Linked DNA regions of Homo sapiens: region 2 is linked to region 1. A link is a loop called in an ENCODE intact Hi-C map of the cell type or tissue named here. Cell type or tissue: endothelial cell of umbilical vein. All regions are shown on one strand.

The links. A loop is a pair of places that touch in the nucleus more often than their neighbours do. Peaks named below come from ENCODE experiments on the same cell type or tissue, not always from the same donor. Only the 100,000 strongest peaks of a DNase experiment are listed, where the experiment ranks them.
Region 2: a loop joins it to region 1, with 3 times the contacts of the local background. A loop is called at or near these places in 1 of 110 quality-filtered maps.

Annotation. Positions count from the first base shown.
Region 1 is chr10:88,705,959-88,709,958 of GRCh38, reverse strand. LIPK (lipase family member K) reads right to left here and starts at 3,710. Exons shown (of 10, transcript NM_001080518.2): 1 at 3,639-3,710. In endothelial cell of umbilical vein, no CTCF peak of the experiment used is centred here; a DNase peak (open chromatin) is centred at 2,018; H3K27ac peaks cover 235 bases.
Region 2 is chr10:88,649,548-88,653,547 of GRCh38, reverse strand. No RefSeq gene overlaps it. Among named protein-coding and RNA genes, the nearest start is that of LIPF, 13 kb to the left of the region's middle. In endothelial cell of umbilical vein, no CTCF peak of the experiment used is centred here; a DNase peak (open chromatin) is centred at 2,177; H3K27ac peaks cover 1,720 bases.

The sequences.
Region 1 (4,000 bases):
GTTTTAAAAGAATGAAATTCTAGACCTTTGACTCTCATCTACACTCTTTTGTAATACTAATTTGGCCTGAGAATTTCTGGTTTGAAGCAGGGTCTCCTTTTCTAACTTTGCAAAGGAAAAGCCCAACCCTCTCCTTTCCTGAATCTTACGATGTGAATTGTTCTAGGCTGTATAAATGGCTGAGACTCCCTAACAAGAGAATAATTGACAATATTGACATTGGTATTGGGAAAGGAACTGACCTTAATAAAATAGCAGTCCCTTTCCAAGGGCATTTAACTTCTGCAAGTCGGTTTCGAATTCTTTGCTTAAAAAAAAAAAAATAGAAAGAGGATGCACTTGAGTGGTTAGTAGATAGATCATAAAAAATAATTTTTGTGTCTTGGCTGGAAGCCATCATTCTCAGCCAGCTAACAGGAACAAAAATCCAAACACCGCATGTTCTCACTCATAGGTGAGAGTTGAACAATGAGAACACAGGGAGGGGAACATCACACACTGGGGCCTGTCGGGGGGTGGGGGACAAGGAGAAGGATAGCATTAGGAGAAATACCTAATGTAGATGACGGGTTGATAGGTGCAGCAAACCACCGTGGCACATGTATACCTATGTAACAAACCTACACATTCTGCACATGTATCCCAGAACTTAAAGTATAATAAAAAAATAAAATAATTTTTGTTGATGCATCACTATGTGATTTGTGACACAGAGCTTCATAAAGAGTTCAAAAAATTGTGGCATTATGTAAACATGGTTTCTCAGCACTCACATCTATTCAAAAAATGAAAAAGAATTGATGATGAATTTTGTTTCATTCTGTCAATAAATAATCATCATCAATGGATGCAGAATTTAAAAGGCAAAGATCTATTTACGTCATTAAGAAAAGCATCACCAATAAAGTTTTACTCCTAATGCTTAATCATTTTTCATTAAACTTTTAATGTGTTATGATCCTTTGGACAATTATATACAAAGAAAAATTAAAATCACACATCATTAAAAACTTTTTACAAAATGCAACCTTATGGTCACAGGAAATGAAAACAATTTAAGTTTTAATGTATATGGACCTTTTAGTTGCAGAGAATAATCTACTGATCAATAAAAGAAATAATAACACAAATATGTTATATTAAAATATATTTGTAGGAATATGTAAAACATCTGTAGAAATGACTGGAATGAGAATATGAATAGAAAGAGAAAAATAAAAGATGTAAAACTTTAAATTCATTAAGGGAATTTTTAAATGGATGATATTAGGCATCAAATCATTATTCTATTGGATTCATTTTGAAAATTGTGTAGCAATTTAATTTTAAACTATTAATATTTACAATGTGCCATAAAGTGCACCTTAGCAATGATTTAAAAATATGACATAAATTTTATATGCCAACCTAAAAATTTGCAGTCACTTACAGAGTTTTGCAAACTTTGGGACTATAGAAGCAAAAATAATATTTAAGCAACTGTTATATATTTTTAAATTTTTATTGTTTTTAAACTTCTAAAACAAATAAACAAAAAAGTATGGTCTTCAAAAGACTAGAAGAATTACTCCAAAATGAAAATGGTTATATTTGGTCACTGGGAATAAACATTTTCTCTCTTCCACTAATTTACTTATTGGTTATATATTTTTCTTGATGAATTTATTAGCTTGAATCATCCTTATAATAATAGCAAAGGTTATGACATTTAGAAATAATTATGTATAAATTTAAACTCAATGACCTGTGAGTAAATGTCCTAGATGTCTTCTTAGGGGCAAAGTTCAGAAGTTTTAGTACTTCCATCTTGTAATAATCATTTCAGCAGTATCGCATAGTTTTTGTTTATTAAAAGATTCTTGGCAGCCATACAAATGACTGGGTTTGCCAGAAGACTGTTGTTTATCAATTAGAATGTTTTTGCATCTGCCACATTTTTCCTTTTTATCTGACATTTTAAATCTAAAAACCCACTGGGTGTTTACAGAGATTTAGGATCTGTCTTGCTCCTACCTCAGCATCCTTCATAAAGCTCTAATACTTTTAACCTCTTACCAAAACAGAGTGACTCACAACTATTAGTGGTCAGGTTAGTCAGAAACTAGATTTAAATTGCTTCCCTGTTTTTCCCCCACCCACAGGGTGAAAGACAATGAATCAGGAAGACTGAGGAGACTATTAACAAGTGAATGAAAGGAAATCTTTACCTAATAGGATATCCAGTCCTAAAAATTGTAGATTTGAGAATTAAACACCTAGCACATTTGAATCAGGAAGAAAGACTAGGCAACTTTGATGGAATTTTCAAATAGGTTAAGAGGCCAGTAGCTCTGTGCTCTAAGCCTAGAGGCAAGCAGAAAAGAACAAGAGTCTTGGGATAAATGGGAAATAAAATGCCAAGGCAGAAAAAAATGAATAACAAACATTTAAAGAGCATTATATTTCACATGTCTTCGATAATATGAAGGACAAAACACTTGTCCTGCCTGGTAAAATAGGGTCTGAAAGATTGTTCCTTCAAATTAAAGGCAAAAATTAAATAAAATAAACCACAAAGGAAGAGCAGTGAAGGAAATAATTTTTCCCTCAATGTCCTTACAAAGTAAGGGAGAGACAGGATAGTCCAGTGAAGGAATATGAAACCAAGTCATTTTAGAGTAAAATGGCACTTTAACTTCATATTGTTATTCCAAAACTCAGTTCCATACTCTCATATTTACAGCCTGAAGTGCTAAGTATGCCAAGGTGCTATATATTTGAGTTGGTTTCTGTTTTCAGACACAAAGAAAGCCTGGTAAAAACTGCTTTCTTATTTCTAGAAAAAGAAAACAAAGGATAACTATTTTGTAAAAACAAACAAAAAATAACAGTTTGGCTTTGACACATAGAATTAAAGAATAATTATTTAATCTCTCTATGTCTAGAGGGAATATTAGTCCATCCAGTTGACTCATCTTCATCTTTCTAGCTTCCAATCAGGTCTGCAATTTAAAGGGTGACAGGAGCATGATACTCTTAAATATCATCTACATTAATGTGAACCACATTTTCACTCCTCTCCCAGTCAAACTATTTATTACAAAGCAGCAGAAAAAGAGAATGGTGTGTCCTCCACAAATGATTGATTTCATAAGCAGTTGTGTCACTCTTGACAGTCACTTTGCTTCATATTCCCCTGCAGATGACCCTGATCATAAAAAAGAATATTCATACTCAAGGCCATTGGAATGAGAACATAAAGGGCTTCCTAAAAAATGGTAAATGGTTTTGAGAACATTATCCAAACATTATTTCCCAAACCCCTAGATGCAAGACTCAAAAGAGAGGTTCATAAAATTATTTATTGCTAGATTTTTCCAAGTGTAGACTTGTGATACCTCCTCTCACTGAGGTTCAAATATAGTGATGTCTGCTTTCTAGATGCTGCAGCTTTCTGAAAGGGAAAACTTGTCATAACATACCTAGAAGACTCTCCATCTGAAGTTGTCACATTATACTCTTGCTGTATCTTGCTTAACCTGATAGAATCAAAATACAATATTCATCATCAACATGTAAAGTTCTGTCCCTCTGAAGGTTTCCTATGTCTCACTAATACACTATGATCCAGGCTCTGCAAATAGATGAAAAGTCATTACCTGATCCAAGTCTTTGGAGGTCTGTCTTCAAGTCCTGGGAGCTTCAGGTGCATTCCAGATCCTTCCAGAGGCAACTGTCAGTGGAACATGCTCTGTTTTAAACAGCTCAAAAGATGGCGCAACTAGAAATTTCTCAACTGGAAGCAGATTAATCATGGTTTCAAATATAACAGATGCTACTAAGGTAAACTTGTTAGGTGAGTTCTTAGCCAGTGATGAAAAAGAATGTGATTGAGACTAAAATTCTCACTCCTGCCAAGCCAATCCTCATGTTCCATGCCTCAAGGGTCAGATGAATTGGAAGATTCTCAGCAGAATCTGAGACTCTCTACTTAGAAAATAATTTCCACCAAGGGTGGATG
Region 2 (4,000 bases), 56 kb after region 1:
ATACATCTTATTAAAATATATTTCATTTAAGAAAATAAAATTAGTAATCAGGTAAAGTCGAATTGATTATTTAATAAAATAATATCATCTATTAGTTAAATTTTACTACTATATTATGACCTGGTTTGGTATCTTGGGAAAAACAATATTTCTACCAAGACATTACACTTTCAAGGTTTTCAATAGTTAATTCTAGGTTTACTTGATTTGGCTAAAAGTTAAAAACAACATTTTTTAATTTACAAGTATGTCTACCTTTTAGATGTAAGTATGAATAAACCAGAGTTTAGTTTAACTAAGGCTCTTCCAGTATTTGAGTCTTTTGAGGCAGCTATACCCACAAGCCATTTTTATCGACCTAGTCAACTTACATGTACTCTACGACTACACAGTTTTGAAGAAAAAAAGGTCTTGTATTCATAGCTACACAACTTCAAAATTTGAGCACTTTTTAACATTTTTTCTTTAAGCCAAACCACATTCTCTTTAAGGAATGAGATTATTTTGATTTCTCTCAGTAGTATATAAAGCCACTTGCAAAGCTAAGGAAAGATGTCTCCTCATAGGCTATAAAACAGCTATGATCCAATTAAGACTTTTTGGGGCTTTTATCAGTATTGAAAAGTAGGACAAGGCACCTTCCTTTAATTATCTCCTATTCCCCATTTTCACTGTTCCATCCCTTTTAAGGGATACTACACTGGAGTTAAAAATCTCCACTTGGTGATAAACATACTTTTGAAAACATCAATCTCATTAGTCATCCTTATTTAATCTTCAACCATAGTTGATTTTATTGGATACATCCTGCTTAAAATCAGCTTGAAAATTTTAAGATTTCATTGGAAGAGAGCTAAAATGAAGAAAGAATGAAGCAAACAGTAAAAGAGGAGGTGTTTCCCAGTCCAGATCGATCTGCCTCTCTAATCGTCTCCAATATTTTCCATTCTCTATCTTTTCCCCTCCCCAATTTATTTTTTTCTGTAACTTTTACTTAGTAAACTATTTTTGATATAGCTTAAATACTGTGATTAAAATAAAGAAGCAGTTAAAAGTGTGATCTAAAGTAACCAGCAGGAATGTTTAATGGTTTTTCCCATTATGTGTGATAGAGTGTGTATTTCTGCCAGGCGCAGTGGCTCACGCATGTAATTCCAGCACTTTGGGAGGCCGAGGTGGGCAGAACACTTGAGGTCAGGAGTTCGAGGCCAGCCTGGCCAACATGGTGAAACCCCATCTCTACTAAAGATACAAAAATTAGCCGGGCATGGTAGTGTGTGCCTGTAATCCCACCTACTTGGGAGGCTGAGGCAGGAGAATTGCTTGAACCCAGGAGGTGGAGGTTGCAGTGAGCCAAGATCATGCCACTGCACTCCAGCCTGGGTGATAGAGCGAGACTCTGTCTCAAAAAAAAATGTATATTTTACATCAGGAAATTAATTTTTTACTCTTATTCAAAACAGGAAGTTACTGCCAAAGGGAAAGAATTAGGGTTTCCCATTATTAAGGAGAAGGGCAACAGGGAGTTAGAGAAAAATAGAAAGTAAGATTCAAGATTTTAAACCTAGATGCAATCTCTGGGTTAACAGATTAATAGTGCCAAGCATTTCTCAGAGTGCACTGGAGAAAATTAAATAAAAATAATCTATATTTGAATAAATTTTGGAAATTACATTAGCAGAAACTGAGGAAATCTTCCAAGAGCACTAACAGCTACAAAATATAAATGATCATCCCAGCATAAAGTAGCAAGGGACAAGAATGGGATGACATCTAATAAAGCTTAGAAAGAAATTCTGATTGAACACAAACAGAAAATACTATTGTGATCACTGAGGTAAAGGACTAACTTAGGCAGAACTGAATATTGATATTAGAACTACAAAATACAATTGTATATAAATGTGCTTAACGTGTAGGGAGCTTTACAGAATTCTTATTTCAGAGTTTGTGGTTTTTTTAGATTCATATTTTCATGTGAAAAATCCCCCAAATCCAGCCATGTAATTTTGCTTCCTGCCTTCCATCTGCATTTTTGTACTCTGGCTCCAGAAAGCCAAACAGCCTCTGATGTCAGGGATGAGTAAGAAATAGTGAAGGAGTCCAAGAAAAAGTCATGATTAATCCAAAAACTATTTTACATAAATTAGAACATAATGTGTGGAATGAGTCAAAGCTCAGATTATATTCTGTTTTTCTCTTGAAAAATGAAGGCTATCTCATTTGGACTTTTTATCCTAAATCACTTATCTTGAAAGTATTTCCCAACAAGGGACTCAAGGTTCATGAGGTCCTTCATTACCTACTAGTTGGTTTCTTGGTCTCTTGAATTTCCAATGTGTAACCTATCTTTAGTTGTGAGTCATGAAGCTATTTGGCAAATGCTGCAGTCAATGCAAACTTTTCTAATGCAATGAGATTTTTAAAAAAGTTTAGTGTAAGATAAAATGGCAGTTAACTTGTGGTTTGAAGATATGCTCCAAGAAAATATGTTTATCAGAAAGTCAATTGAGGATTCACTTTTCTAATTCAGTAATTCTCACTTTTTGTTTTCAAGACCCTTTACACTCTTAAAATTATTAGGACTTTCAAAAGCTTTTTTAAAAAATGTGGGTTATATGTATATAAAATTAGTGAGACAAGTGCTTTATAGTTTTGCAAATCTCTTTCACGTCTGGCTCCACAAAGCAGTTGGATTTTTATATTTGTGTCTGCATTCAATCTACTGCAATAACAGCAATAAAAGACAAATAATGCATTCATATGATTATGAAAGTACTTTAAGTTATACTTTATTAAAATATTCATAATCAATTAAAGAATTCATTATGTATATCATAGAATTAGTCCAACTTGTCCTATCACATCTACGTCACTTCATTTATACATTAATGTTTGTTGGGAATCCTAGATTTGATTCATATACAGCTACCCGGAGCGAGATATAAAAACTGATCATTTCTGGTGCTGTTTTATATGGTATTAGTTTGACATCACCCATAATCCTTTCTATATTCTCCTCTGTTTAGAAGGGGAGCATGTTTGAATTCTCTTTCCTATGATGTGTTTCTGCTTTTGTCTTAATGAAAGGGTTTTCATTCATTGGGGCAGTTGTGAGCAGGTGCACAGGCTGATAACAGAAACTTATGGTGGCTTCTGGGTGAACTCCTGGGAATCACCCACACAGTGCTGCAGGCACCTGAAATCTGCCATCATGGCTCCCCTTTTATTCCTGAGCTTCACTTGCAGCAACTCCCAGGAAAGTTCCTGTAAATCACTCATTTCTAGCCGTGACTTTTTTTTGATCTTCATTGCTTGAGAAGTTCCATCAGTTCTGTAAGCATCTAATTCCACATATAAGAACACTTTCTGCTTGGAATACTTAGAGTGGCTTCTTTATTCTGACCAGACTTTGATATATACAGCTCAATTATTCTGGGAAAATCATTCGAGTAGTATAAAATTGGTATTTTTTAAATTTTCTTCATATTGAAAATATGTGATTAAGACAATAATATATATAATAGTTATTATGCAACTATTTTCTTTTTAGAATACGTTTATGTTATAAAGAGATAAAATAGTAATTTAAGAAAAAGTTATGGCTATTTGGAAATAAAGAATCACAGGTGCTAAGCCATTAAAAAGAAAGGAGCTCTGTAACAAAAAACTTTGCTAAAGGTGTTTCATAGTTAATAGAAGGGTGGGGACTAGAAATCCAAGTAAGCCCCATAGCAACACTCTCTCCACAATTCCCAGATGCAGAAAGCCCTCTTCTTTAAAGAGAAAATAAATAATTAAATAACTTCATGTGTGTGTAATATATTTTATATACATAATACATGTATGTATATATAATATATATTTACCGTATATGTATTACATGTACGTATAATACATATCTACTATTTATATATTTAATATATGTACATATAATACATATTTCCTACATATATGTATTACATGTATATTCAGGTCCAACGCTGTAACATCCTGTCAT